Linked DNA regions of Mus musculus: region 1 is linked to region 2. A link is a loop called in an ENCODE intact Hi-C map of the cell type or tissue named here. Cell type or tissue: heart. All regions are shown on one strand. Links, peaks and the distances in the headings refer to the core of each region. The heading gives the core; the rest is flanking DNA.

What was found. A loop is a pair of places that touch in the nucleus more often than their neighbours do. Peaks named below come from ENCODE experiments on the same cell type or tissue, not always from the same donor. Only the 100,000 strongest peaks of a DNase experiment are listed, where the experiment ranks them.
Region 1: it touches region 2 in a loop (4-fold over the local background); 26 of 42 quality-filtered maps call a loop at or near these places.

Annotation. Positions count from the first base shown.
Region 1 is chr12:44,259,615-44,275,844 of GRCm38, reverse strand. Pnpla8 (patatin-like phospholipase domain containing 8) reads right to left here and starts at 6,691. Exons shown (of 10, transcript NM_026164.2): 1 at 6,544-6,691. In heart, for the core only: a CTCF peak has its summit at 6,512; DNase peaks (open chromatin) are centred at 6,374 and 6,714; H3K4me3 peaks cover 1,915 bases; H3K27ac peaks cover 1,745 bases.
Region 2 is chr12:44,202,774-44,219,003 of GRCm38, reverse strand. Dnajb9 (DnaJ heat shock protein family (Hsp40) member B9) reads left to right here and starts at 8,936. Exons shown (of 3, transcript NM_013760.4): 1 at 8,936-9,064; 2 at 10,691-10,917; 3 at 11,599-13,107. The coding sequence starts at 10,701. The coding sequence ends at 12,050. Mir5627 (microRNA 5627) reads right to left here and starts at 8,691; the gene lies at 8,631-8,691. It also overlaps the pseudogene Gm7370. In heart, for the core only: CTCF peaks have their summits at 8,630 and 9,509; DNase peaks (open chromatin) are centred at 8,793 and 9,683; H3K4me3 peaks cover 2,470 bases; H3K27ac peaks cover 1,971 bases; H3K27me3 peaks cover 427 bases.

The DNA of each region.
Region 1 (16,230 bases), core at 3,498-11,497, 58 kb before region 2:
AAACTGCATTTAGATTAGCTATTGTACATTGCAAACTCTAAGAGCAACTATAATTGTTTTCCCTTAACATACGGCTGAGGGCTGGTGAGATGGCTGAGTAGATGAAAGCACTCACTGCGTCTGAGTCCCCAGAACCTATGTGGTGGAAGGAGAGAACTGACTCACAAAGCTGTCCTCTGACCTCCATGTGCTATTGCATGCACACACACACAATAAATAAATGTAGACTTTTAAGTCTAGGATAAAATGCTAGGAAAGAAAAACAATGGAATCATCTCAAATGCTTGGTTAAAACAGTAAAACTGTGTGGGGCGTGGTGGCGCACGCCTTTAATCCCAGCACTCGGGAGGCAGAGGCGGATTTCTGAGTTCGAGGCCAGCCTGGGCTACAAAGTGAGTTCCAGGATAGCCTGGGCTATACAGAGAAACCCTGTCTCGAAAAAGAAAAGAAAAAAACAAACAAACAAAAAAATGCAAATTAAAAAGAAACTCACATGTAAAGACGAGGAGAGAATTCTAAGTAATGTTCATACACACACGCGCACACGCTGTGCTGGCTGCTTCTGTGTGTTGACACAGAGAAAGGAGCTTCAGCTGGGGAAATGCCTCCCTGAGATCCAGCTGTGGGACATTTTCTTAGCTGGTGATTAAGGCCCATTGTGGGTGGTGCCATCTCTGGGCTGGTAGTCTTGGGTTCTGTAAGAGAGCAAGCTGAGCAAGCCAGGGGAAGCAAGCCAGTAACATCCCTCCATGGCCTTGCATCAGCTCCTGCTTCCTGACCTGTTTGAGTTCCAGTCCTGACCTTCTTTGGTAATGAACAGCAATGTAAAAGTGTAAGCCGAATAAACCCTTTTCCTCCCCAACTTACTTCTTGGTCATGATGTTTTGTACAGGAATAGAAACCCTGACTAAGTCACACACACACACACACACTCAAAAAGCATACAACAAGCAGTTTTACTCAGGATGTAGCTTATATAAGGGAGCAGCAGAGAATTATGCTGAGAAAATCAAAACAACCGTTTTGCAAACTCTATGCAAAGGGAGGAAAAGTCTGAACTAAAATCATATTTTAATACATTCACCTGTATAGAGGAAGGACACAAAGGACACAAGCCTGCCTGCCTTCTTGGCCCGCTCTTCTGTGTTTCTCAGGACTTGCAGTGAATGTAATTATGTGTAGTTAGCATAAAACTGGCAACTTCCACCACACCTGATAAAATACCTGTAGATAAGAAGTCATGCTGTGGACTGGGAATGTAGTTCTACTGGCAGAATACTTACTTACCTAGCAAGCAGAAAGCCCTGGGTTCCATCTACATAAACCAGCATAAACAGAAGCCATGCTTAAGATCAGTATCTACTGTCTAATTACCATCACAGCACTGCTGTCCTATGTAAACAAATTCTAGTAGGAGCTAGTTAATTATGTGGAATTCCAGAAAAGACAACTAAATCTCCAAGGCAAAGTCACCAATGTTAGGCAATGGACAACCACCACTGAACATTAACTCAGAAAGATTACAAAACAAGCCATGTAATGAACTATCACCTAAAGAGAAGATCTGCACAAACAGCCAATAGGAAAATGTGCAACCAAGCTTTAGAAATAGCATAAAATGAAGTAAGGCCAGGCGGTGGTGGTGCACGCCTTTGGTCCCAGAACTTGGGCGGCAGAGGCAGGTGGATTTCTGAGTTCGAGGCCAGCCTGGTCTACAAAGTGAGTTCCAGGAGAGCCAGGACTATACAGAGAAACCCTGTCTCGAAAAACAAAAACAAAAAAACAAAACAAAACAAAAAAAAAGCTAAAATGTCCAAAGTTAACAGGAAGAATGAAAATACTAGAGGCAAAAAGAAAAACTAAGAATAAAGAGTAAAGAAGACTTCTAAAATGTTAAAAATTAATACTCCTGACTACACACTAGCTCTGAAATATACCTATAACCTACTGATAAGGATTAAGAGAAGTTTGGGAATGATGATATCCTAAATAGTGGAGAAAAAAAAAGCCTTCCGGCCAGGCAGTAATAACACACGCCTTTAATCCCAGCACTTGGGCGGCAGAGGCAGGTGGATTTCTGAGTTCAAGGCCAGCCTGGTCTACAGAGTGAGTTTCAGGACAGCCAGGGCTACACAGAGGAACCCTGTCTCAAAAAATCAAACACAAAAAGCAAAAACAAAAAATAAAAGCCTTCTATGGCAGATTGAAGGGAAACACCTTGCATGGGATAAAAAGGGAACTAGACAGTAACCTTACTCAACTTCAGACAGTCTAGACAAATTAGCAAAAAGATACATATTAGTTAGTTAGTGATCACAATAGTGCCTTTACGACTTTAATAGAATTAAAGTCGTAAAGGAAGGGCACAATTAGATGGGACAATCAGAAGAACTGAAACTTTGGCATTCTAGGGGCTCTTTGAGAGAAGTGAGGAAATGAAGTCTTCCGAGAATCTTAAGAAAATTCTAGACAGAAGAAAAAGCAAGCAACACTTTGGTGATAGAATGGGCTTTTTATACTCAAGTTGGTTGAAAGCATAGAAGATTCACTATGATCAGTCCAAGACTAAGGAAGAAAAGAAAGCAATGCAAGTCTAGACTATGCTTATACAGTCTGCATTGGTTCTTTCCAAAAAGACACAATCATCTAAGGCCAGTGATCTTGCTCAGCGGGTAAAGGCAATTGCCATGCAAACTGGTCAGGTTCAATCCCAGAAACTCATAGTGGAAAGAACCAATCCCTGAGACATCTTCACACTCACATTCATTCATTCACTCACACACACACACCCACACACACCCACACACACACACACACACACATATTCTCTCGCTCTCTCTGTCTCTCTCTCTCTCTCTCACACACACACACACACACACTAAACATAAAATGCGTTTAAAAGTTTAAAAAAAATAATCAATTACATATACCTATCAATTTGGCATCAATAAACAGAATATAAAGCCCCCAAAATGGAGAACATTACAGAAAAACAATTTTGTAAACAAAATGAGAGATTCTAATTATAGGTACCAGAAACCACAACTATCAAGCAACAATTACTTAACACAGAAATGAGCAAAAAGCTTTCCTGCTACTAAACAAATGTCAGGTACCCAAGGAGCTGAAGGGGTCTACAACCCTATAGGTGGAACAACAATATGAACTAACCAGTACCCCCAGAGCTCGTGTCTCTAGCTGCATTATGTACCAGAAGATGGCCTAGTTGGCCATCACTGGGAAGAGAGGCCCCTTGGTGTTGCAAACTTTATATGCCCCAGTACAGGGGAACGCCAGGGCCAAGAAGCGGGAGTGGGTGGGTAGGGGAGCAGGGCGGACGGAGTGTATAGGGAACTTTCGGGATAGCATTTGAAATCTATTTAAAGAAAATATCTAATAAAAAATAAATTAATTGATTAAAAAAAGGAGCAGTCCTCAATATTTGGTACATAAATGTCATGAAGTCCAGGTTATCTTGTATCTGCAAGGAACTTGTCAGCATTCAGAAATGTCCTGGATATCATGTATCCACATTGGAATTAGTCTGGCATATCATGTATCAACATGGAAAGCAATTGTTCCTTTATTTTCCTGCATAAGAAGCTGTTGTGTCTTGATGTGCAATGATGGGGTGATACCCAAAGGGCCTCCTCCTCTCTCCGAAAAGAAGGGGAGAGGGAGGTGGGAGAAGAGACTTGTGAGGGAGGACCAGGAGGAAGGGGTGCAGTGTTCAGGATATAAAATGAATAAATAACTCAACAAAGAAAGAAAGAGAGAGAGAGAGAGAGAGAGAGAGAGAGAGAGGGAGGATAGCTCAACTGGTAAAGGTGCTTACTATCAAACCTGATGACCTGAGTTCAATCCCCAGTACCTACTGGATGGAAAGAGAAAACGAATTCCAAGTTGTCCACTGACCTCTACACATGCACCTTAGCTTGTGCACTCCCACACACATACAAATCAATAGTAATAATAATATCTAAAAAAGAAAGAAAAGAAAAAGAAAGTGCACTGAAAATGTTTTGAGGGGAAAGTCAACCACAACAAAAGTTACAGCAAAAGTAGGAAAAAGGCCGGGCGTGGTGGCGCACGCCTTTAATCCCAGCACTCGGGAGGCAGAGGCAGGCGGATTTCTGAGTTCGAGGCCAGCCTGGTCTACAAAGTGAGTTCCAGGACAGCCAGGGCTATACAGAGAAACCCTGTCTCGAAAAACCAAAAAAAAAAAAAAAAAAAAAAAAAAAAAAAAAAAAAAAAAAAAAAAAAGTAGGAAAAAGAATGAAAAGGTGAAGAGTGCTGTGACCTGGGGACAGAGCTAGAAGGAGGAGGGCTATGTATCAGCACAGTGCAGGTGTTAAGCAGAAAGGGAGACTTAGTTCTACTCTAGGGCAAGGAATGGAATTTTATCTAACAGACATTGTGAGATGAAGGGAAATGCTAGGTGTAGAATGAATATACAGAGTATGTCATTTGACAACTGCAATAATGCAGCCAAACAGGCAACAAGGGTCTGAATACAGTAACAGTGTAAGAACGTAGAAGTGAGCTCTACTGTGAACCACATTTTGAAGAGACAAAAAAAGTTACAAAAGAAAGTGATAGTTCAGTGGTTAAGAGTGTGTACTCTTCTTCCAGAAGCCTGGAGCTTGGATCCCAGAACCCAGATTAGGCTCCTTTCAGCTGCCAGCTCACAACTGTCTGCACTTCCCAGGAGATCTGACATCTTCTTTCTGTTTCTGCAGGCACTTGCACTCATGACTTCATTAACTATAAACACACACATACATCTACACATATTAAAGACAAAAATAATTAAAAAAAAAAAACAGGACTTGTTAAGGAGAAGTTGTCAAGAAAACTCTTAAGTTTTCAAATCAGACATGGAGTGAAAATGCCACTTGTGAATATGAAAGACCTGGAAAGGGGTCAGCTTAACATAGAAGAAACTATATTTTCTTCCATATTTACAGAATGCAGTAATGACAGGGCACTGAAATAGAAATAGAGAGACTACATTTATGTATGACAAAATGCAACACAATAACAACTGGACCCTCAAGGCCAAATGAGATGGCCTGCAGTATTTGGATACCCAGGACTTAACAAAAATAAGCTTCTTTCTTTTTTAAAATGCTCAGCTACAAATAAATGCACCCTATAATTTCCTTGACATTTCAGGATATTTATGTATGACTTTGGTTTCAAAAAGTTAAATTTGTTTTGAGGAGAACAATGTGGATAGAACTTTGAGTGGTACCCAAAGTTAGGAACAGGAAGAAAAGCACTCAAGCAAACCAGGAAGCACTGAAGGAAAGGATCCTCTTAAAAGCAAAGGATAGTAAACCGAATAAAATACAAGCGATTGGGAGTGAGTTGGAACTGGAGGTGAAACAAGAGTCTAGCTCTGACCTTTGCACAAACGTTATGTGCCCCAAATAAAGTAACAAATCCCATCTTTACTGGCTGAAAAAAACAACTTCAAGTACAGACTGTTCTTGTATCAATTCTGCATGGGAAAGTATGGATGTATTAATATAGACTAGTGCAGCTGACCTTTTCACTAATCTGACATCATTATGAAGAGGGCCACTGTTACCAAGATTTTAAAATTAGATGGAGAAATACAAAACAAGATAGAGAATAGAACAATTAGCAAAAACTATGAAGCGAGGTCTTTATATTGGAGATTCATCTAATATGCATACCGAATTTCACAAAATAGCTATATGGAATTTGGTACAACTGACTGCTTCACTAAAACATAAGCTTTTCAATTCACTCTTATGTACTTTTATAATAATCCTCACTTTTTAAAAACATTCTTCCCATTTCCTTGTGGTAATGAACCGCCTTGAGAACCTGAAATATATTTTTGACAATCAGGAATTCGGTCCATAATACAACTTGGAAATGAAAATGGTAATTTTAAATGCATTCTAGGATAGCCGCTTATGTCACATCTATCTCCTAAGATATTCCTTGAAGGTCACTTTTCTTTAAAGTTATTGCTGTAATGGGCGTGAAAACTGGTCGTACCACCCCCCGCCCCGCCCCCAGCATCATGACAGAAATGACAGTGACAAGAGGCTCTGCAACCTGCTGACTCATACAGTTTTTTTCATCTTTTAAAAGGGACGCGCATCTGGTTCTGCTTAAGCAACAGCGCACTGGGATAGGACGGGAAGAAAAAGCAAATCGCTGAGAAGTAAAAATATCCAGCCACCAAAACACAAAGCACACGCTGCCCAGTCAAGGTCGAGGTAGATCAGAGAAAACGTCGCGTCTCCAGTGATCTGCCAGAGAACAGCCCATTCAGGACCCGGCGTGCCACTGCAGAGAGGGGCTGGGCGGGACCACCGGCGGGGGCGGGGCGCAACCAACCAAAACACCCGGCGGCCACGCCCGCGGCATCGGGGCGTCGGGGCCAAGCGCCCGCCAGGACCCCGAGGCCTGCGTATCGGGCCTCCGAAACGCCCGCGGGAGAGCCCGGCGAAGCGCCCACGCCACGGAGGCCACCTGCCACCCCGCCGCCTTCCGGCCACTCACCGGGACGCAGGCAGTAGTCACGGGCGCCGCGGCCGCCACTCGCCTCCCGCCAGCTCTGAGGTCCGCATCGGCCCGCCCGGCCTGCTCGCAGCTGCGGCGCCCGGACCCCAAACACTGGCGTGACCAGCACCACCCACCGCTACGCCCCGCCCCCAGCGGAAGTGACGCAAGCTCTAGGGCCTGTTTTTCTGCCTTCTGCCCTCCTAAGCCTACGTAATAGGGCGTGGCTGTGGAGAGAGGGAGGGGCGGGGAGTTTGTTGGAGCTGAGTGCTTGGGAGAGGCACCGCTTCGGAAGGGGCAAGTGCTACTTTTATGATCTGTTGTGACGGTTAGGCGGAGATCAATGGCTTTTAATCTCAGCGCTGTCTCAGAGTAGAGTGCCTGGTTGCTTGCTTGCGGGTTACCAATAGTTCAGAAATAAGTTCAGCTGGGCTGAGCGTGCCAGAAGACTCTGCGCGCGCTGTGTTGCCTAGGTTCCAGGGAACCGCTTTAACCGCAGCCTGGATGTGAGCAGCCTGGCTGGACCCTGTGATCCTGCTGTGGTGATACCTCCTCTTTGTTTCTAGAACAGCTACGGGGTCTGTCAACTTAAAAGCTCTTTGTCATATACCATCTTGTGGGAGTTAGCGTGTACTACCCCTTTGATGGTCTTGTAATCAACACGTTGAAATTTTTGTATACCAGGGAGGCAAACTACAACCCGCCACAGGTCTAGTGCTATCTAGTTAACTAGACCATCAGATTAGGACCTCAGTGTTCACCTTCAAGAGTAGCAGAGGGCCAGCCCTTAAAATGAAAATGATTGTAAAGCCCTTTAGGAAGGGCATTACATGTGCTGCCAGATTCACTGACAGTTTTTAATTAAGGGGCTTTGGATTACAGAGGTTAAACATTACAAAGGTAAAAAATGTAGTAGGCCTATAAACTCGAGGCGAGAGCAGGCTACATGAGGAGACCTTGACGTTTCTTTCCCCTAAAAATTAAAGAAAAAAAAGAAAAAAGAGTAAATGAGCATACTAGGCATTTGGTTAACACATGATATTGGGTTGTGTCTACCATACTGTCTGGTAAACCCTAGCAGTGTATTAGCTGTTAAATAGCCTCACAACAGCTCAAATATGTACTCCAAAAATTAAGAAAGGCTTGGAAATAACTTTAGCTCTTGATTTTTTTATTATTAATTTACTAATATTAAAATACCCTGACACTATTGAAATGGTAGAAGGTCAGAACTATTACCATAGTGAGCTGTCAGCTCCAGGTTCTGACACAACAAAGAGTAGAGTTTAGAACAGTAGGCAAAGGGGGTGGTCATTGGATGGAAGATTACTAAGAAATGACATCACGTCAAAGGTAACAGACATTCTTGCTGAAAAGAAGCAGATTCTTGGTGAGAGAAGATGAGAATGACCAGATACCAAGAGTGGGGATTAATTTCATATCAACTTAGACGATTCCTCCTAACACTGGACTTAGATAGGTCCAAGGCAGAGGCCAAAAGATGACAGGTACTGTGAAAAGTCATAAAAGGAACCTAACTAAATCTTGGTCAAGCAGTCAGTAACTCACCATGCCTTCTCCCTTTGTTTCTAATGTTTAATAATGTAATTCCTTAAGTTAGATAATATACCCAGATTTTCTTCCTATGTTAGAAATTTCCATGCAACTGTCAATTCCTCCTCTCCTTCCCTTGTCAGTAATTTTACCTCTAATCAGAAATAAAGCTTAATGGATCTTCCTTTACCATCTCTTACAATTTCTTCAGCTCTGTGCTCTCGCCCTCCTTTTTCCTTAGTGTAGAGCTTGCTGTATGTCAGTCTCACATAAACTGGTTCTACAGTTTGTAACTAACCTCTAACCCAGTCTCTTCTGCAGGGAAAGTTATCTTTCAGAATTGCAAAATGATCATGTGTTTTCCCAGAGCAGAAAGATTGGGCCAGGAGCACTTCTTCGGTAAACCACAGGGATGTGACAAGCTTTAACTGTGTGGCTTCTCACCCCTTGCCCAGTATTTTTTACCTTCCAGAAACACCATTATTTTACCATAAACATTGAGCCTTTTCATAATTAGTGCCTCTGTACATGCTCTTGGCTCAGATTTCCTCCTGTCCTAGCCTTCAGATTTGTACTTAAACCAAGAAACTCTTCCTGCTCCCATAGAGCAAACCATTTATTGTACTTAAACTTGCTTCACCTCTAGCCCTCACTGCTCGGGGTTGTGATTTATTCATTTGTATCCTGGCATTTTCCCTACAGGCCAGAAGTATAATGCTGTATTTGTGTTTCTGTTTTCTTATCTGACATATTACCTGTCCAATCATTGACACTACAATTCTATATTATAAAATTTAGGGGAAGAAAAATATTTTATCATTTAATTTCAACCAAAATAAATAAATTCAGTAGTGTACAAAGTAGATTACCTTGCATATTAACAGCAGAGTAATGCCTTCAGAAAACAGTTAACACTTGGAATAAAGATAAGTGTAGCAACTGTTTAGCTATTCACCTATGTAAAACAGACATATGCCTGTCATATCACGTACTTGACACTTTCATTCTAAGCAAAGGGCTATTGGTTATTTTATCTTGTTTGGGTATTTCCCTCCTCTAAGTACATAGTCCCTCTTTCTACTAACTGTTAAAGTCTGGCTCATTAGAACTTCCTCAAAGGAAAGTACCCAAGGAGCTAAAGGGATCTGCAACCCTATAGGTGGAACAACATTATGAACTAACCAGTACCCCGGAGCTCTTGACTCTAGCTGCATATGTATCAAAAGATGGCCTAGTCGGCCATCACTGGAAAGAGAGGCCCATTGGACACGCAAACTTTATATGCCCCAATACAGGGGAACGCCAGGGCCAAAAAGGGGGAGTGGGTGGGTAGGGGAGTGGGGGTGGGTGGGTATGGGGGACTTTTGGTATAGCATTTGAAATGTAAATGAGCTAAATACCTAATAAAAAATGGAAAAAAATTAAAAAATAAATAAATAAAATAGAACTTCCTCAAAGGACATTTTAGACTCTTCATTGTTCAAACAAAACTTAATAATTATGACCAAAATTAATAAAGCCACATGCTTCAGGATATTTGCACAAATTATGTAAGAGATAGGCCTAAAAATAATTTTAGGGTAGTCACTGTGGTAGGCAGGGAAATGGTGTCCTGAAAAGTGTAGTCTAAGCTCTTGTGAGGTAAGCCTACCAGAGACTACCACGTGAACACTCTTAAAGACGACAAGAAAGTCTTTATTGCAGTCCAGCAGCTATATGGGGAACTTGCCCAAGTTGTACAGCTCCGTGTCTTAGCATTTTTTTTTTTTTTAGCCTTTTATGCACAACAACCCCATATCCTGGTTGGCACATTTCACTTAGCACGAAGCAGAACTACAGAAGTGAAAAAGTATGGTTGGCACAGTTAGGGATTTTTCGCTCAGACTTTCCCAGACACATCCCAGAATGTAGACTTAACCTTTGTTCCTATTTTGGCAGATGGGCCAGGTCTTTATTCCTTTTTTGGCAGGCATTGGATTGCTGGGTTTCAAGGCCTGAATGCTGTTTCTAACATGATATCAGTTGTCCTAAGGTTTAGCCTACTAATGTCTGAGGTCCTGTTACAAGCAGTCCTTGGAGCCTGTGAATATATTATGCTGCATGGCAAGGAATCCTTGCATCCCTCATTAAAGTCACAGATTTTAAGAAAGGGGTAGGGGATACCTTTAATTATATATGGGAATCCTGTACGTAATCAGATGTGGATTCAAGAAGGACACTGAGACAGATTGTTAGGAGTAATAGAAGAGTGATTAAAGCTATAGACAATATGATTTGGGCTCCTCAATGGAAATGAGGGCCCTTGTGGTAGAAGTTGAGGTCTCACATCATTTTGAGGTAAAGGTAGCTTTATAACATAATCCTATAGTCAGGCTTTCTGGTTCCCAGGAAGGAGGCAGGCTGGGCGGGGTTGGGGGTGTGTGGGGAGGGGCAGGATGCATGGCCATTTATACTATATTTGATGTGGATTTATTCCCCAGGTGAGAGATCTTGACACCTATGAGTCTTTTAACTAAAGCTTCACAGATACTGCCCTAAGTAGTGTTCCTGTGGGTATCTAAGAGGGGAAAGAGCTGCTGCAAGATACTGTATCTTGAGCAACAGAATCTTAACATTAAAGTCTTCTAGACCCAGTCTAATCACAGAGCCTATACCTGTAAAAAAGATATAGCAGAGGTCAGATTCAAAATATAAAGAGGAGGGCTGGAGAGATGGCTCAGTGGTTAAGAGCACTTACAGCTCTTCCAGAGGTCCAGAGTTCAATTCCCAGCAACCACATGGTGGCTCACAACCATCTGCAATAGACTCTGAAGTCCTCTTCTTGTGTGTCTGAAGACAATGATAGTGTATTCACATATAAAAAAAATAAATAAATTTTAAAAATAAAGATAGAAGGAGGAGGCTATGAGAAGTTTGATAAGGAACTGTGTTTACATAAAAGCAGCCCACCTCAAAAGAAATAAAAGATAATATATCCTGGAGCCAAACACTGCTGCCCAGGGCCTTAGAAATTCATTTGTCTCAAATATAATGTTCCAAAGTAGAGACAGTTTCATGAAGTTTTTATAATTACAGAACAAAAGAAAGACAAATCAAGGCACCTTTAAAATGTATTGTTGAGAACATCAGACAGGCACGTTATCGAAAATCACAAAATCCCTGTCTTAAGTTTCAAATGTTACTTTGCAACATTCTTAATGTTTGGGTTGGTAGAAAGTAGTGGTCTGTTTTTCCTGAAAGTCAAAGATATTTGGTCAAATAAAAAAGTGATCTGTGTTGGAATTGTGGTAGGAATTGCATTGAATCTGTAGAATGCTTTTGGTTGGATGGCCAGTTTTACTATACTAATCCTACTGATCCATGCACATGGGAGATCTTTGCATCTTCTGAAGATTTCTTTAGTTTCTTCAAAGATTTGAAGTTCTTGTCATATCGGGTTTTCACTTGCTTGGTTAGAGCAAGTTATTTGGGACTATTGTCAGGGTATTGTTTGCCTAATTTCTTTCTTGGCCCATTTATCACTTGTTATATATGAGGGCTACTGATTTTTTTTTTTGAGTTAATTTTGTATACAGACGCTTTACTAAAGGTATTTATTAGCTGTAGGAATTCCCAGGTAGAATTTTTGGGGTCACTTTTGTCATATCATCCGCTAATCCTATACAATAAAATAACTTCTGGAGGTATCACCATCCCTGATTTCAGGCTGTTCTACAGAGCAATAGTAATAAAAACTGGATGGTACTAGCATAAAAACACATAGCTTGATCAATGGAATGGAATCCAAGAACCAGAAGTAAATCCACACACCTATCGACACTTGAGTTTTGACAAACAAGCCAAAACCATACATTAGGCAGGGGGTCAGGGGGTGCATCTTCAGAAAAATGGTACCGGTCTAACTGGATATCTGCATGTAGAAGAATGCAAATAGATCCATATCTATCACACTGCACAAAATTCTAGTACAAGTGGATCAACGACCTCAACATAAAACTAGATACTGTAAATCTCATAGAAAAGAAAGGGCAGAATAGCCTTGAATGCATTGACACAGGAGAAAACTTTCCAGACAGAACACCAACACATCAACAATTAATAAATGGGACTTCATGCAACTGAAAAGCTTCCAAAAGGCAAAGGATACAGTCAAAAGGACTCAACAAACCAAATAACCCAATTAAAAAAATAGGGTACAGGTCTAAACAAAGAATTCTCAACAGAGGAATCTCTAATGGTCAAGAAGCACTTAAAGAAATGTTTAACATCCTTAGTCGTCAGAAAAAGGCAAATAAAAATGATGCTGAGACATCTTTCATCTGTCAGAATGACTACGATCAAAACCTCAAGTGACAGCTCATGATGGGGAGGATGTGGAGCAAGGGGAACACTCCTCCTTTTCTGGTGGGAGTACAAACTTGTACAGCCACTCTGGAAACGAGTTTGGTGGTTTTTCAGAAAATTGGGAATAAATCTTTCTCAAGAACAAGCTATACCACTCCTGAGCATATACCCAGGAACTCTGCCATCCCACAAAAACACTTGCTCAACTATGTTCATAGCAGCTTTATTCCGAATCATCCGAAAGTGGAAACAACCTAGATGTCCTTCAGTCAAAGAATGGACAAAGGAAATGTGGTTCGTTTATACAATGGATTATTACTCAGCTATAAAAACAATGACATTATGAAAATTTCTGGCCAATGGGTGGAACCAGAAAAGATCATCCTGAGTGAGGTCACCCAGACTCAGAAAGACACAGTATGTACTCACTTATAAGTGTAAATGAAGTTATTAATTTCAGGATACTCATGTTACAAACCACAGAGCCAAAGAAGCTAAGTAACAAGGAAGACCCAAGCAGGACAAGGGAATGCTTGAATCTCTCTGAAAAGAGGAACTAGATGAAACTTTGAGAGTGGATGGATGGAGGGGGCTGGGTGGGGTAGGAGTGAAGGTGAAAATAGGAGGAATGAAGTAGGGGAAGTACAGAGGCAAAGCATGCTGGGAGAGAGAACTGGATGGCTGGATGGGGTGGGGAGGTGGGGAGAGCAACTCTGGAATGAGCTAGAAACCTAGGACAAGGAATCTAGGAGGGTGCCCCAGTAGCTAAGACCCCTAGCAATGGAGGATATGGAGCTTGAACCAGCCATCTCCTGTAACCAGGCAAGACTTCCAATGGAGGGACTGGGACACCAACCGAGGAACAAAACTTTAAACCCACAATTTGTCCTGCCTATAAGATGTGTAGGGGTAAAAGATGCAGCCGAGTTTGAAGAAGGGGCAAACCAATGACTGGCCAAGCTTGAGACTATTATGTGGAGCTTGGGTAATCCCGTGGAAGAGGGGAAGAAGGATTGAATGAGTCAGAGGAGTCAAGGACACCACAAACAAAAGTAACTACAGAATCAGCAAACCTGGGCCCACAGGGGCTCATAGAGATGAGCTACCAACCCGAGAGCATGCATGGGACAGCTATAGTCCCTCTACACAAATGTAACAGTTGTGCAGCTAGGTCTTCATGTGGGACTCCTAACACAGAAGCACCTGCTAACTCTGACTATAATGCCTGCCTTTGGATCCCTTTCCCCTGAGAGGGCTGCCTTCTCTAGCCTCAATCGAAGATGTACCTAGTTTCATTGCAACTTGAAATGCCAAGGCTGGTTGATATCCATGGGAAGCCTCCACTTTTCTGAGGAATGATGGTAAGAAGGGAAAATGTGAGGGAGGGACTGGGAGGAGAAGAGGGAGCGAAAGCCTTGATCGGAACGTAAATAAATAATGTTTAAAAGAAATAAGACGAGACAACCGGCCACCTTCCTGGTGAATGCACAGGGATCCGCCAGCCCGAGAGGTCTGTGCCTCAGGCCCCGGCAGCGGGAGTCTCCTTGGCTCCAGGACTCCGCGGAGGGCAGGCTGCACGGGTGACGGTGTGGAATACAGAGGCCAGCCGTTTCAGGGACAGGCGAGAGCCACAGAGCTTCTGAGGCGGCGCCATCTTCGGCTCCAGACAACTGGCCACCTTCCTGGCCAAAGCAACACAGCTTCTGGGAAAGATCCTGTTTTGGGCCTTCATCTTCAGCCAGGAGGAGATCCAAACACCAGATAACTGTGCACCTTCACTGAAAGAGGAGAGCTTGCCTGCAGAGACTGCTCTGACCACTGAAACTCAGAGGAGAGAGCTAGTCTCCCACACCTGCTGATAGAGGGTAACAAAATCAACAGAGGAACAATCTCTAAACAAAGACAACTATAACAACTAACTCCAGAGATTCCCAGATGGCGAAAGGTAAACGTAAGAATCCTACTAACAGGAACCAAGACCACTCACCATCATCAGAACCCAGCATTCCCACTTCGTCCAGTCCAGGACATCCTAACACACCTGAAAAGGTAGACCTGGATTTAAAAGCATTTCTCATAATGATGGTAGAGGACATAAAGAAGGAATTTAATAACTCACTTAAAGAAATACAGGAGAACACTGCTAAAGAGTTACAAGTCCTTAAAGAAAAACAGGAAAACACAACCAAACAGGTAGAAGTCCTTATAGAAAAACAGGAAAACACATCCAAACAGGTGATAGAAATGAACAAAACCATACTAGACCTAAAAAGGGAAGTAGACACAATAAAGAAAACCCAAAGTGAGGCAACGCTGGAGATAGAAACCCTAGGAAAGAAATCTGGAACCATAGATGCCAGCATCAGCAACAGAATACAAGAGATGGAAGAGAGAATCTCAGGTGCAGAAGATTCCATAGAGAACATCGGAACAACAATCAAAGAAAATGGAAAATGCAAAAAGATCCTAACTCAAAACATCCAGGAAATCCAGGACACAATGAGAAGACCAAACCTACAGATAATAGGAGTGGATGAGAATGAAGATTTTCAACTCAAAGGACCAGCAAACATCTTCAACAAAATTATTGAAGAAAACTTCCCAAATCTAAAGAAAGAGATGCCCATGAACATACAAGAAGCCTACAGAACTCCAAATAGACTGGACCAGAAAAGAAATTCCTCCCGACACATAATAATCAGAACATCAAATGCACTAAATAAAGATAGAATACTAAAAGCAGTAAGGGAAAAAGGTCAAGTAACATATAAAGGCAAGCCTATCAGAATTACACCAGATTTTTCACCAGAGACTATGAAAGCGAGAAGAGCCTGGACAGATGTTATACAGACACTAAGAGAACACAAATTCCAGCACAGACTACTATACCCAGCCAAACTCTCAATTACCATAGATGGAGAAACCAAAGTATTCCACGACAAAACTAAATTCACCCGTATCTCTCCACGAATCCAGCCCTTCAAAGGATAATAACAGAAAAAACCAATACAAGGACGGGAACCACGCCCTAGAAGAAACAAGAAGATAATCCCTCAACAAAACTAAAAGAAGACAGCCACAAGAACAGAATGCCAACTTTAACAACAAAAATAACAGGAAGCAACAATTACTTTTCCTTAATATCTCTTAATATCAATGGTCTCAACTCCCCAATAAAAAGACATAGACTAACAGACTGGCTACACAAACAGGACCCAACATTCTGCTGCTTACAGGAAACCCATCTCAGGGAAAAAGGCAGACACTACCTCAGAGTGAAAGGCTGGAAAACAATTTTCCAAGCAAATGGTCTGAAGAAACAAGCTGGAGTAGCCATTTTAATATCGGATAAAATCGACTTCCAACCCAAAGTTATCAAAAAAGACAAGGAGGGACACTTCATACTCATCAAAGGTAAAATCCTCCAAGAGGAACTCACAATTCTGAATATCTACGCTCCAAATGCAAGGGCAGCCACATTCATTAAAGACACCTTAGTAAAGCTCAAAGCACACGTTGTACCTCACACAATAATAGTGGGAGACTTCAACATACCACTTTCATCAATGGACAGATCGTGGAAACAGAAACTAAACAGGGACACAGTGAAACTAACAGAAGTTATGAAACAAATACCTGACAGATATCTACAGAACATTTTATCCTAAAACAAAAGGATATACCTTCTTCTCAGCACCTCACAGGACCTTCTCCAAAATTGACCATATAATTGGTCACAAAACAGGCCTCAACAGATACAAAAATATTGAAATTGTCCCATGTATCCTA
Region 2 (16,230 bases), core at 4,326-12,325:
TTTGTTGTGTCCATGTTTTCTATGGAATTTTCTGCACCTGAGATTCTCTCTCCCATCTCTTGTATTCTGTTGCTGATGCTCGCATCTATGATTCCTGATTTCTTTCCTAGGATCTCTATCTCCAGGGTTGTCTCCCTTTGGGTTTTCTTTATTGTTTCTACTTCCAATTTTAGATCTTGGATGGTTTTGTTCAATTCTATCACCTGTTTGGTTGTCTTTTCCTGTAATTCTTTAAGGGATTTTAGTGTTTCCTCTTTAAGGACTTCTATCTGTTTAGCAGTGTTCTGTATTTCTTTAAGTGAGTTATTAATGCCCTTCTTAAAATCCTCTATCAGCATTATGAGATTTTAAATCTGAATCTTGCTTTTTCCAGTGTGTTGGGGTATCCAGGACTTGCTGTGGTGGGAGTACTGGGTTCTGATGATAATGAGTGGTCTTGGTTTCTGTTGTTAGTGAGATTCTTACATTTGCCTTTTGCCATCTGGTAATCTCTGGTGTTAGATGGTTGGTGCTTGTTCCTCCTGTGATTCTGTTAGCCTCTGTCAGCACTCCTGGGAGTCCAACTCTCTCCTGAGTCCCAGTGGTCAGAGCACTCTCTGCAGGCAAGCTCTCCTCTTGCAGGTCTGGCGCTCATATCCACCTCCTGGCTGAAGATGAAGGCCTGAAGAAGGGACCCTGTCCAAGAAGCTCTGTTGCTTCTGTGGCCCGTGTACTCTCCTTTTTGGGCTGGTCTCTAAGAGACCCAGGATACAAGATGGTGCTCTCACCTGAGTCCCAGGGTCAGAGCCCTCTCTGGAGGCCAACTCTCCTCAGTGATCCTAAGATCCTTGGGTGTGGTAGGGCGCCTACAGCATGGAATGTCCTCTGGGGAACGTGGGATTGTCCACCAAGTTCGCGCCCAAGGTGGCCTAGCTCTGTGTTTGTTTCTGTTTTTCACTGCCAAATCCTTACCCACCTAGCTTCAAGGACCCTCATTCCAGGGACCTCAATACCCAACTGGGGTGGTCCTTGGCATCAAAGGACATGTAAGATGCCAGGACAATGAAAGGAAAAATCCAGAATTATCAGTGTCACACTTGCAACATTCTACTGATACAATCAGTCACAGAGCCTACCCAGATTCAAGGAGGTAAAACAGTTCTGTCTCTAGATAGGAAAACTCTAAAGTCACATTATAGGACAACAAAGAGGAATATAACATCAAAAACCAACCAAAAGCCCACAGTCTGCCTGGCGTGGTGACACACACCTTCAATCCCAGCTCTTGGGAGGCAGAGGCAAGCAGATTTCTGAGTTCGAGGCCAGCCTGGTTTACAGAGTGAGTTCCAGGACAGCCAGGGCTACACAGAGAAACCCTGTCTCGAAACAAACAAACAAACAAACAAACAAAAAAGCCCACAGTCCATTGAGAGAGGGAGCTGTAGATATAATCACAATGACATAAAAATTACACAAGTGCTATTAGGATGTTACAAAACAAAGCCCAGGCCAGGCATGTCTCTTTATTCAAAGCATTCGACAAGCAGAGACAGAAGGATGGATGGTGTATTAGTCAGGGTTCTCTAGAGTTATAGAATTCATGGGTAGTCGACACATAGTAAGGGAATTTTGTTGATAACTAATAGTCTGTAGTCTAACTCCCCAACAATGGTCAGCAGCAGCTGTGAATGGAAGTCCAAGAATCTAGCAGTAGCTCAGTCCCATAAGTGAAAATTTAAAAAAGAAAGAAAGAAAGAAAGAAAGAAAGAAAGAAAGAAAGAAAGAAAGAAAGAGAGGGAGAACTTTGATGGATTTTTAAAAGCTTTGTCAAATGACTAGCCTGCACATCTAAGTAATGTATTAATGTGTGCTGCAGAAGCAAGGTAACCGTCCTACCAAGTAATAGAATCTCTGTACCACCACCACATGTCCTCTGTGCAGTGAGAAAACCAAGATATGATATGTGGCTGATAGTTTCATCTGAGAATAGCACTTCAGTGTTTCTTCAACTGAAATCTGTTGTTATAAAGGATAACATTTATTTATATTTTGTATAGGTTATATGAAACAATTATATAGTTTGTTGGAAGTAGTATATAACTACATAAATTACAAGTTTTCATTCAAATCTATTTTATACAGGACAATTCAAATGGTTTGCTGTCTTCAATTTTAAGCAGTATTGAGAACTAGGCTCTTAAATTAACATTTTAGCTTATTTTAATTCTTTTCAGACAAGATCAATGTGTAGGCCAGGCTGGCCTCAATTTCATGATCCCCCTGATTAAGTGTGAGTGCTGGGATTACAGGTATGCACCATCCTGCCCAGCTTGTGCTTGCATTTAAATGAGAAATAAGTGAAACAAATTCTTTATATGAAAATAAATACTTCACCGTCTTTATTACTGGAACCTACCTCAGCTCTATTTACAATCTAGTGGGATGTTTCTAGATGTTGATACCAACTGATTAAGAACTGTGACACTCAAGTTCGGAAAGAGAAATCTGATGCAAAGGAAATGATTGTGTTATGTGCTCAGCCTCCCTCAGGTGTGGTGACACATCCTGAACTCTCAGCACTTGGTAGATGAAGGCAGGAGAGACAGCATTTTGTTCCTGTATTGAAAATCTGAATTTAGGGCTGGCTCTGATAATCAAAATGTGTTTTATAGGCAAAAATGTATTAATGGCAGTGGCAGAATTTGACAGAAAAAATTTTCCTACTAGTTTAAAATGTAAGTACATTAAACACTAGTTGACAATATTTTATATTTCATTAGATGACTTCCCTAAAACATAGACCATGTAATATACTATATTAGTTCATGCTCCTTTATATATTTACACTATAAAGCTTACACAAAACATAACTGTTATAATCGCCCTTCAATCTCAACTAATTTAGTTTATACTCAGTAAAATTAGCAATTTTCTCCCCTCAAGTTTTACTAAGTTTGTAAGATTCTAGCAGAGCCTGAGTGTACAGGAAGTAACTTTTAACACTGATAACTTTATGTAGAAAAATCTATGTAAAATGGCTAGTTATTTTAGAACAGTAGCCAGTTCTATAACTCCCTGCTGGCCCTCTTCCAGTTTCTAGCCAGGCCCCTTCAAACATTTCTCCCTCAGTTCCCCAAAAGCGTGCTTAAATAGTCCCCCTCTTCTAGTTTCCTAATGCTAGCAGCTCTTCATTATAAAAACTCTTCTAGCCTAGCTGCTCAGCTCAGCCTCTCCTGGCTCAACTGTCTCCTAACATCTTCTTCACCAACTGCCATCTCTTATCACTTGGGTATCCCCACTGGACCCCAAGCCTCAAGTGGCCTTTTAAATATTCTATTCTGTTCCCAGAAATCTGAAAGGCATCCAACACTGAAAGTCATATCTTCAAGCAGTTCTAACAGGTTATAATTCTTAAAGGGCCAGTTGACTAGCAACTGAGGTTCCTTTAAACAGCCAGGTGCACAAGATGAATCACACTTCTGGGAGTTCTCACCAAAATAAATAACGTGTTTTTGAAAAATCATTCAACTTTACATATATAAATAAATTGGGTTTTAATTATTATAGGCATAACATCTAAGGCATTTCAAGGCTCTTGCTACATCTAAAATGAGAATATACCTTTTACAATACTTTCTATAAATTCATGTGGAATGTGCATCATGAAAATTATTCCCTGTACCTACAAGTAAAGATATATAACACATCTTTAAAAGTACCCTTTGTGAGTATCTTTACTGGTAACTGGATTGCACTATATCTCGGGTACTGGCTGGTTGTATGTCAACCTGATATGTTAGTCATTAGAGAAAGAGCCTCGGTTGACAAAATGCCTTCATGAGTTCCAAATGTAAGGCATTTTTTCAATTAGTGGTCTATAGGAGGTGGGCGGTCCATTGTGGGTGGTGCCATCTTTGGGCTGGTGGTTCTAGATTCTATAAGAAAGCATGCTGAGCAAGCCTGGAGGAGCAAGTCAGCAACAAACATCCTACATGACCTCTGAATCAGCTCCTGCCTCCAAGTTCCTTACCTACTTGGGTTTCTGTCCAGACTTTCTTCAGTGATGAACAGGAATGTTAAAGTGCAAACAGAATAAACCCATTCTTCCCAACTTGCTTTTTGGTTATGATGTTTTGTTGCAGCAATGGAATTCCTAACTAAAACAAGGTGGTACCAGTGTAGCAGGGTATTGCTGTGACAGACCAGTCTATATCTTGGGGAGGACTGTGGAAAGACTTTGGGCTAGAAAAAGCCATTGAGTGCTGAGACTTCAGTGAGATGTTCTCTATCTCAGATGATGATTATGCTGAGAGCACTACAGAAGATGGAGGTTTGGTTTGTGAAATTTCAGAGGGAAGATTAAAGCCTCTATCAGGACTATTTGCTACTTTGATTCAAGATTCTGTGGTTATGGTTGGCTGGGGTCTGAAAAATCAAATATGATTAACAAGACACTAGGAATACTGAAGTCAAACCTTTAAGTTACTGGGACAAGTGATGCTGGATGGAGCTAAGAAATTAGAAAAGAATTAAGAAGAGACCAGCATTACTGAGGTGAAATCATCTTGGAAGTATTTTCTGAGAGTACAAAGAAGCTGTGTTCCAGAGGCAGCCACGGTTGGATCTCATACTGTCAGCTAAACTGTAAGAGTCACCCAGGTGTACTGGTTTTGAAGATATGAAAGGGTCATGGAGAAGAACTGAGGCTTGGCACAGGGGAGGCCATTGGTGAAGGTGCAACCTCAGTGGAAGCTGAAGGCCCAGAACTGAGGAGGCCATGAAAAGAAGTTGAAGCTTGGTACCATGAAGAGAGCCTATGATTGGTTACTGGTGAAAGTGTAACCCAATTGCTGCAGAAGACTCCAGTGTTTTGTTGGAGATGCCAATATCATGGGTAACCACCAAGAACAATAGCAACAGAACAGTAGTATCAGCTGGAGCCTAGAAGACAAGCTGTGTGCTATAGATAGAAACCTTTTTAAGGTTTTTATAGGCAGAGCTGGAGAAGTTATCCAAGTCCTTTGGAGGAGTCCAGAAGATCTTGAGTGGATCCTAGACATTCTATAGTTGCAGTTTGATTTTGGTTTGATTTGATTGGGACTGTGCCCTGATTTTTCTGTCTTCAAGAAAGTATTTTACTGGAGCCCACAGTTAAGAAATTTTGTATTTTAAAAGACTTTGGATATTAATGGGAGATTTTGGGGATGAATAAGAAAAACAAGGATTATGGCTTAATAGTGATGTCTTTGTATGTCAAGTTGAGAAGGGGTCAGTTGGACTGGCTGGTTTTGTGTGACAATCTGACACAAGCTAGAGTCAACCATCAGAGAGGAAGGAACCTAAGTTGAGAATGCCTATATAAGATCCACATCTAAGTCATTTTTTCAATTAGTGATCAATGGGGGAGGGACCCAGCCACTGTGGGTAGTATTAGCTCTGGTCTGGTGGTCCTGGAATCTATAAGAAAGCAGGCTGAGCAAGCTAGGAAAAACAGGCCAGTAAGCAGTATACTCCATTAGCTCCTGTCTCCAAGTTCCTGCCCTGCTTGAGTTCTTGTCCTGATGTGCTCTAATCATGACAGTGATGTGGAACTATAAGCAGAATAAATCCTTACCTCTCAGCTTACTTATTGGTTATGGTGTTTTGGTGTAGCCACAGGAACCTAAGACATCATACTCTTTAAGAAATCTAGATTGTTTCCTGACTTAATTTTTTTTCTGACTCTCTATGAGAGCTCTTTTTGTTTTTTGTTTGTTTGTTTTTTTGTTTTCTGAGACAGGGTTTCCCTGTGTAGCCCTGGCTGTCCTGGAACTCCCTCTGTAGACCAGGCTGGCCTGGAACTCAGAAATCCACCTATGTCTGCCTCCCAAGTGCTGGGATTAAAGGTGTGTGCCACCACTGCCCAGCTGGAACACAGTTTCTTTGTGTTCTCATAAAAAACTTCTCAGAAAATTTCTCCTCAGTGATGCTGGTCTCTTCTTAATCACTAATAATTTTCTTAACTCCAGCTAACCAGCATCAATTGTCCCAGTAGTCCCTTCTATTCTTGATTCTAAAGCCAGAGCCATATGGCCAAAGATGACAAGTTCTGCTGCTTGTAGGAGCTGGAACATGGTCCCTTTTTTCTTTTACAATATCATTAGCCTCCTCTTTTCCAACTCCTTCAGGGCCTAAGTTTGATTGTCCTGGATCTTGCTCTGTAGACTGACCTTGAACTCAGAGATCTGCATGCCTGTCTCCTCCTGTGGTTAAAGGCATGTACCACCGAACCTGATTTAAGCTTTTCTTCACCTAGAACTTGCTCTGTCCCAGCCTGGCCTTGAACTCAGAGATCTGCTTGGCTTTATCTCCTAGAATTAAGGGTGTGTACCACCATCAACACATCTGTCTTCTGGGATTAAAGGTGTGTACTACCACACCTGATATAAGTTTTTCTTCACTTAGAATTTGCTCTGTCCCAGGCTGGCCTTGAACTCAGAGATCTGCTTGACTTTATGTCTTGGGATGAAAGGTGTGTACCACCATGCCTGGATCTATATTTAGCTAGATATGATCTTGCCCCAGAGTCTCACTCCCTTAATTCAATGCAATATCCTTGAACATGGGATTCAGCTCCATTTTACTTCCTGGTGACCCTTTAATGCTCAGACCATATGTTTTATATTTTTTCCTTTCTAAGCTTGCTACAGTTGTTCAAAATGCTCTTCAGGAGAATTAACCAGAGAACAAAGTCTATGCTGGCCATTTCTGAGACTTCTTTTGTCAATGTAATTAAGATAAATATCTTTGCCTTAGCTTTATGTAGACTCTTTAGACAGGACAAAAAAGGAGCCACATTCTTCACCAAAATACCACAAAAACAATCTTTACGCCACATACTGAAATTCTTCTCCTCTGAAACCCCTTAGGCCAAGTCTGCACAATTAAAATCACTTTCAGTGACAAAGTCTTCCATGTTTTCACTAGGATAGCCCATTAAGCCCCATTTAAAGCATTCCCCTGCTTTTCAGATCCAAAGTCCCCAAATCCACATTTTTCCAAACAAAAGCAGGCTCAGGCCTACGACAGCAATATCCCAGTCCCTGGTACCAACTTCTGTCTTAGGTTTTTACTGCTTTGAACAGACACCATGACCAATGCAAGTCTGTTAAAGGACAACATTTAATTGCGGCTGGCTTACAGGTTCAGAGATTCAGTCCATTATTGTCAAGGCGGGAGCATGGCAATTAGGCAGGCATGGTGCAAGAGGAACTGAAAGTTCTACCTCGTCATCTAAAGCCTGCTAAAGGAAAACTTCCAGGCAGCCCACAGTCACACACCTACTCCAACAAGGCCATATCTCCTAATAATCTCCTAATAGTGCCACTACCTGGGCCAAGCATATACAAACCATCACAACCATCTTCTGTAGTTTCTCTGGACTTGTAAGATAGACACACTATTTTCTTTTTCTTTTTGCTGACATGGTCTCTCTTAGGATGCCCAGTGTGGCCTTGAGCTCCCGATTGTCTTGCTTCAGCATCCAGAGCATTGAGATTATAAATGTGCACCACCATACCCTGGGTACAGGATGAGCTGAACACTCAATGCATGCAAATCTACTAGAATCTTACCAATTGACCACAGGGAGAAAAATAAAGTTTGAAGTAACAGAAAAGTCAGGCTAGCACTAGAATTATTTTTCATTACAAGAGGAAAAGAAATGGGATGTTTTAAATACATTGATTTTTCACATAAGTACATACTCCCTGTTAAGTCCTCCTTTATCTGTTTACCTGTACAGAAGAAAAATCAGAGGTGCCAAAGGATTAAACAAAGGGTCTTTCAGTTACAATGTAAGGGAACCAGGGTTGGAACTCAGCAAACCTGGCTTTGGAATTTGACAAACTTGCCTTGGCTTCTGAATAAAACTAAGTACTTACCTATTGTTTTTGAAATATGTCATGCTGTTGTTGAGATAATATCTATTATGCTCTCTTCCATAACTGAAGACATAATGGGACAAGTTATAATTCTAGTCTGGCAGTTTTCAAGGTTGCTTACATTCTTTTTGCCTCCTTTTTCGCAGGAGAAACAGGGTTTTTGAGCTTTGAGTTGGCTCAGTGGTTTAAGAGGGTTGTCTGTTCTTCCTAGAGTTCTTGAGTTCAATTCCCAGCAACCACATGGTGGCTCACACCCTCTTTCTGGCAAAGAGGTGTACACGAAGGTAGAGCACTCAAAATAAATTAACATTAAAACAAAAACAAGAAACAGGGTTGCACTGAGTGACCAACCTCACAGGAACCTCACCTTCCCACTTTCAGATGTACTTTCAACATACCTACTGTTGAAATGAGGTCAAGCTGAGGGAGGGAAAGAGCTGGAAAAGCCCGAGCCCCGTGCAAACTTTGCTGTGTTAAAGCAACACAGCGTGGTCTTGCCTACAAAGCAGTGTGCAATACAGTGGGCTCCCGCCTTTTGGGGAATTGAGGATTAAGAGACTAACATGACAGAGGCAGGCTTGGGCTCTAATGGCCTCTCAATGACACATCGCCTAAGGGTGAGACCTGAGTTTTCTGGTCACCTGGCCACTTATGAATAAAAGCTCTTTATTACGACCGCGCGAGCGATGACCGCTCAACAGCGAAGCTTTCTGCAGGCTGAAAAGGCCCACGAGGGGCGCCGGAGAGCCCTGTCCTCTAGGGCGGGGACGCAGGGCCCGGCGCACCCTCTAAAGCGCCTGCGCGCGATGCGCCCCAGGGAAGGATGAGGAAATCGTCGACTCACTTCCGCTTCCGCACACCTTGGCACCGCCCCTCGGAGGGTGGCGACGGAAGTGACGCAAGGACCAAACGGCAACAACAGTTTTCCACGTGCGCGTAGGGCGCCAAAGTCAGGTGGGCCGGCGGGAGCCAATGGGGAAGCGTTTCGTGTAGGTCGGCTCTATAAGCGGTCGCGCCAGCCACGGGCTCCCGCCAGTAGGGAACGGGCCGAGCTGGGAGGAGGCTACTCGGCGTTCGGAGGCGAGGTCGGAGCCTGTGCGGCCGGGGTCAGGGAACCGGAGCCGGGCCGCCGCGCTGTGGAGAAGCTGCGTCGGGGCGCACAGGTAAGGACCGGGGAGGGTGGCGCCGAGTCGGGTCCCGCTTTGTGTTCCGCCTTGGCCTTGGTGTCCTACCACCTATCAGCCGCGTTGGGAAGCCAAGCGACGCGACTGTACCCCGAGATGGCTGCGTCACAGCTCGTGCTTGCGGTGGGGTTGGGGGGTCGTCTTCCCCGAGGCCAGGCCGGCAGGTCGCGGAGCTCGCCGGCAGGGCCGGAGCATGGAGCTGACGCTCTGAGTGGAGTGGGCCGGGACGCCGGACCGGCCAGCCCTCCAGCGGGTTCGGGGAGGGCGATCCCATTGTTTGGGCAGAGTGGGTTTGATGGGGAAGCTAAAGCTCGGGCACTAAAAACATCTCCAGGGGCAGCTTGAAGCGGCGGGATCTCGTTTGTCACCGAGCCGCCTTGCTGTCAGTTGTGGACCAGCCCTTTGACTAGCGAACAACCGCAGCCTCTGGCGACCATCATCGGACATGCTCCGCTTACATTAACTTTAAAAAAAAAAATCTACTTTTTTTTTTAAGTCAGGGTAGATCTGGCTGCCCTGGAGCTCACTATGGAGACCAGGCTGATTTTGAACTCAAAGTGATCCCCGCCTGCCCCTGCCTTCTGAGTGCTGCGATTAAAGGCGTGGGGCACAACGCCAGGCTTTCTGCTTGAGTTCTTTAGAGAGTTTGTACTTGGTACGCGTGACTATGACTAAGTCTCGGGAAAAAAGTAATCTACCTGCTAATTATGCTTAGGATAGGCCACAGGAGAGGTTGGCTGGCAGTTTCCACAAACCATAGTGCCTTTTTCATCAGCCCTGTTATGTCATCATAGGTCATTAAGGACTTCTGTGGTACAGCATTCAAAAAAGCAAAGAAATACACTTCATCTCGAATCATTATGTGTTACCAATAGTTCTTAGGTAAAACTTTGTTTTAAAGAGAAACATTTTACTTGCTGAGAAATCTGGGAAGCCCAGTAATAACCCAACTTATCCAAAGTATAAACTTTTCTTCCTCTGGTAGCTCAGCTTTCAAAGAAGTATAAGTTTTACTAATTGTGAGCCTTAAGCAGATGTTATTTACCGATATTTCTGAAGTATTTGGGAAGTTAAATTTATGCAAACAGACTATTTTAACCACTTTAAGATCAAATAGATTTTACAGATTTGAGAAAAATCTTTCCTTCCCCACCTTTGCCTTTCTTCCTGCGGTTCTAGCCAAACACAGAAAAGACAGATTTCTTTTTCAGTAATTGGTTTATATTCTGAAATTAAATGTGGTAATGAAGACAGCGCTGAGGAAGCTGGGGTAGATCAGGAGCCACCTCAGGAAAATGCAGTATTAAATAATAATATAAACAAGTAATAATACCTTTTGTATCACAGGCAGACAAGTTCACCATCAAGTAGTAGAAATCCTAAGCCTTCCTAAGAAACTATCAGTTTTATCTTTCCAGTAGATAAGAAAAGCCTTGCTAATAGACTCTAATATCAGAAGTACAAGAGCGTGACTAATGTGATACTATGTGCATAACAGCTTGATGCTGCTGTCTCAACACCAGAGCTTTATTGAGTTGGATTTTTTTTTTAAGTCTTAAAATTTGTTCCTTGGACTTAAAAAGACACTATGTTTTTCTTTCTTAGGTTATTAGAAATGGCTACTCCACAGTCAGTTTTCGTCTTTGCAATCTGCATTTTAATGATAACAGAATTAATCCTGGCCTCCAAAAGCTACTATGATATCTTAGGTGTGCCAAAGTCTGCCTCAGAGCGACAAATCAAAAAGGCCTTTCACAAATTAGCCATGAAGTACCACCCTGACAAAAATAAAAGCCCTGATGCTGAAGCAAAATTCAGAGAGATTGCAGAAGGTAAGTAAATGTTGCTGAGGTCCCATGGGTATTTAATAAGCTAATGGTAGCTGATAATTTTGTAAGTCTTAAAGATGTTATGGAGATGGGAGAGGTGTATGTAGGATTTTGTAGTTTGTTAGAATAAATACTTGGTTCCTGAATAAGTAAATTAATTGTGGTATGTCATTTTATTGTTTTACAGTTTTAAAGATGTTGGCAGGGTATCATTTATCTTTTTTTTGTTGTTGTTGTTATTTATGAAACCACTCTGTCTAAAAAGGAGTATTTGAACACCAAAATGATCAACTAACTTAGTAAATATCAATTTACTTAGTAAATTAATCTATTTCATCTACATTTCAAACCAATGTGTATTTAAAAATATGTAAAGAACATTTTGTCATAATACTAGGGCTAAAAGAAACCATACATATATCATGGGCATTAAGTAGTTAATGGTGAGTAGGCTTATGTAGGGGGATGGAATTAAACATTTACTTCAACTAGTAAGAAAGTAAAAAATCTGATTTTCTATTAGCTGAATACATTTGATAATTTATTTCTTTAACAGTTAAAACGTTTTCTAACTTATATTTTAGCTTTATTATGTATAATAGTTTGTCATATATTTGAAGTTTGCATATACACAATTTGGGATATTTTATCTTCCAATTCCTAAAAGGTTTTTATCTGTTTCAGCGTATGAAACACTCTCGGATGCCAATAGTCGGAAAGAGTATGACACAATTGGACACAGTGCTTTTACCAATGGCAAAGGACAAAGAGGCAATGGGAGTCCTTTTGAACAGTCATTTAACTTCAATTTTGATGACTTATTTAAAGACTTTAATTTTTTTGGTCAGAACCAAAACACTCGGTCTAAGAAGCATTTTGAAAACCACTTCCACACACGCCAGGATGGTTCTAGTAGACAAAGGCATCACTTCCAGGAGTTTTCTTTTGGAGGCGGATTGTTTGATGATATGTTTGAAGACATGGAGAAAATGTTTTCTTTTAGTGGCTTTGATACCACCAATCGACACACAGTACAGACTGAAAATAGATTTCATGGATCTAGCAAGCACTGCAGGACTGTCACTCAACGAAGAGGAAATATGGTTACTACATACACTGATTGTTCAGGACAATAGTTGAATCTTTTCCTGTTTCCACTAAGCCCACCTAGTTTATTCTTCCTTACTATGTCTGATGAAAAAAGTTTTCTGTGAACTATTTTGGTAAATGCATGATTTCACTTATGTTAAGCTGTTTGTTATAGGTATTCCATATATTGAACTTTTTGTTTTTTAAAACAAATTAAAATACATTCAGCTAGTAGACAACTGTAATTTTCCTGATTAGGAGAAGTTCTTTTGAAAGATCATTTGCAAGATTTTTTTACGTTACCTGTCCTTTGGCTCATTTTCACACCCCCCCCACCCCCCCGGCCATATTCCCAAACAAAACTCAGCCCGACACATACTTAACAATTAAGTTTTAAAAGTTACCATAGATTTACATTGTGTGAACTTGAATAATAATTGCAGTGAAACCTCTGCAAATTCAAAACTGCACGCCCTGTGGCCCTGACTTGGGTTACTAAATGTCTGAAGCTGTAATTTTGAGTCATTTAGTGAAGAAGACCATTGCTTTTGGCTGTTTGCCCCTGAAAGCTTTAGAAAGTGAAGGTTTGATTATCACACAAAGATGCCTTTTCTACCGTAGAATTGGTGTAATGGGGAAGATTGTATTGCACGTCATTAAGCTGAAAAGTTTAAAACTTATGACATATTGCCAAGAAATTGTGTTTTAGTACTGGGTGAATGATTTTGTTTGATCAAAATCATAGCTTTGTAAACATCTTTGGAATATTTTTCTATTTGTTGACTTTCTAGGTCTTCGTATGAATTTATTTTTGGTGTGTGTTTGTGTGTAGTCACTCTTTTGCACTTATCTTTATCTAGAGATTGACTAATACCTCATTCTTTTTGTAAAAGCAGCCAGTAATTTCTGTGTAACCTTATTATGTGCAATATTTTAAATTTTAAGAAATGTGTGCTTCTTTTGTTGTTAGAGTTATTTCTTTAGTTCTGCACTTTTCCATGTTATACTCCATACGAGTATTAATCCTATGGATGCATATGAAAACTAGTAATGTCTCATACAATATTGTGTGTGAGTAAGAGAAACTATAAATATTTACAACCTGATCTTCAGTGTTGTCATTTTATTATGCAGTTTTGGGATGTATAATATGTATAAAGTGAAGCATATTCTGATCATAGGCCATATCCTTGAAGTTTTGTGTAACTGAAATTCCCCCAGACGATCTTATTATATTGCCATTTGGTATCTTCTCTTGTGTTACTATCTCATATTTCAGTAGCTTGATGGTTTTATTTTCTACAATTTTTGTGTATTTGCTTTTTTGAGAGCAAGTGTTGTATCACAAGACCTTTTCTAATTAGGACTGGCTAAGAAGACCAGAGACTTCATTCTCAAAGATGACGGACTTCTCCCCTCAAAATAAACACACATACATAACACATGACGTGCTTGGAATGATTCTAATGTGTGCCAGGCGTGCATTCTACCATTAAGGTACATTGCTAGCCCTATACTTGTTGATTTTTTTCAGCCATGTTGTCACTTGAGCCCTGACTTTACAATACCTCCAAGACTAGCTGGCTAGTCAAGCTCCCAGGTTCCTCTAACCTCTACCCTGTCCTCCTTGCTGGCATTACAGGTACTCATTGAGTACTGGGGATCTGGATTCAGGACCCCCCATGCTTATACTTCACCTGCTCTGCCATTTTTCCAGCCTCACTTTAAGTTTTTTTTTTTTTTTTTTTTTTAATTTTAGAAAATGGATTTACTATATTCTTTGATCTTATTTCTTAGATGTTAAGTCTATTATTTGATAATAAGAAAATAGCCATATCTTGAAGTTGAACCAAGAATCATTTATATATATTATAAATATATATAAGTGATCTTTTAAGACTGGGAGTCCTTTGGTTCTGTTAAGGTTCCAGTGTAGGGGAATATCAGGGCAGTGAGGTGGGAATGGGTGGGTGGGGAACACCCTCATAGAAGCAGGGTGGGGGGGTAGAACTTGGAAAGGGGGTAACATTTGAAATGTAAACAAATAAAATATCCAGTGCCTGACAAATACAGAGGTGGATGCTCTCAGCCAGCCATTGGACTGAGCACAAGGTCCACAATGGAGGAACTAGAGAAAGGACTGAAGGAGCTTGCAGCCCCATAGGAGGAACAACAATATGAACCAACTAGTACCCCCAGAGCTCCCAGGGACTAAATCATCAAAGAGTACACATGGAGGGACCCATGGCTCCAGCTGCATATGTAGCAGAGGATGGCCTTGTTGGGCATGAATGGGAGGAGAGGCCCTTGGTCCTGAGAAGGTTTGATGCCGCAGTGTAGGGGAATGCCAAGACAGGGAAGCACTAGTGGGTGGGTTGGTGAGCAGTGGGCGGTGGTGGTGGTGGGATAGGGGGTTTTCTGAGGGGAAACCAGGAAAGGGAATAACATTTGAAATGTAAATAAAATATCTATTAAAAAATCCAATAAAAATAATTGATAAAAAATACCTCATTTCAAATAAGTATTAACAAAGGATGAATTATTCTCATATTGTTAATATGTTTATCTCCTCCAAGGCCTGATCATCCTTATTTTTGCCCATTGTGAGTTCTGAATATTTTGATCCTGTTGAGAATTTAAAATTCCTTCTTGGGTATGATAGTATATGACAGAGGTCACAATCGTCCAGAAGCTGAGGCACTAGCATCCTAAATTTAAGGCCACCTTGTGTTATATACTTCAGAATCCTGCCTTAAGCACCAAAGCGATTTGTGCATTCCTAAGATAATTTTAGTTTTTTGAAATGGTTTTGTTGACAAACAACTTACTAGAAGACTATGAGATCATTGTCAAGCAGAATAAAGAGATTGATAAATCACTATTCAATAGGTCTCTTAACATTTTGTATACAGGATTATGTAGGATTTTAAAATTACATCTATTTGTGTCCATATCATAGCATATGTGGAAGTCAGAGGACAACTTGTAGTTTTGTCCTTTCACTGTGGAAGTACTAAAATTACCAGGAATTGAACTCTGGTCTTCCAACTTGGCAGCAAAGGATCTAGTGTAGCTATCCTTACTTTAGAGTTCAAACCAAAACTAACTAAAAATAATTTAAAAAAGGATACTACATATTAATAAAAATTCATCAAGAAGGTACAACAATGTAAATACATAATGTTGGGAACAAAAAGATAATTTTGTTTCCTATCGTCACTGTAACTAAAGTAGAAATTAACAATGGTCATTTCATTAAAAAAAGTCATTAGGCCTCATATGGACACACTGATATTAGGATACTTAAATACTACCCTGAGTCTTCTAAAGTGAGAGGAATTAGAGCTATGTTGTGACTCCCAAACAAAACTATTTTGCTGCTACTTCATAACTAATTTTGTTTACTGTTGTAAGTCATAAACATCTAATTTTCAGGCTACCTGATACTCAACTCCCTGTGATAGGGTCAGGCAGCCTAAAGGTTTCAGCCTATGGATCAGAACCAGCGGTTCACAACATCTAATCATTTTCATACACTCTGTTTTCAGATTTATGGCCTCAATTATATATTTGTGTGTGTGTATATATATATATATATATATATATGTATATATATATATATACACACACACACAAAATTGGACTGGATATCACTTGTTCCTTGTGTTTTGATCAGATGTGGTTTTCTGTCATGTTTTTTTTTTTTTCCTATTGCAAGGAGACATTTCTTTGATAAGGGGTGAGAACTAATTTGTGGGCATAAGGATAAATACTTAGGCTCTTCTTCTTCTTCTTAGGGAAAACACCAAATGGGGATGACACCGGTGCAGTGGGAGGGCCCGGAGGACCGGGGGTGGGGTGGGTAAGGGGAGTCAGAATTAGGAGGCCTCTGCGGCTTCCATGGAGGATTCGCAGCGGTTTTAGGGGCCTTGGTCGTGGTTCAGGCAGTGGCCATGGTCGAGGCCGCCGGGCTCGTGTAGGTAAAGCTGAAGACAAGGAGTGGATCAAGCTGGGCTGCCTGGTTAAGGACATGAAGATCAAGTCCTTGGAGGAGATCTACCCATTCTCCCTGCCTATTAAGGAGTCTGAGATCATTGGCGTTTTTCCTGGGTGCATCCCTAAAGGACGAGGTTCTGAAAATCATGCCAGTGCAGAAGCAGTCTCGGGCTGGCCAGCGAACCAGGTTCAAGGCATTTGTTGCTATTGGGGACTACAATGGTCATGTTG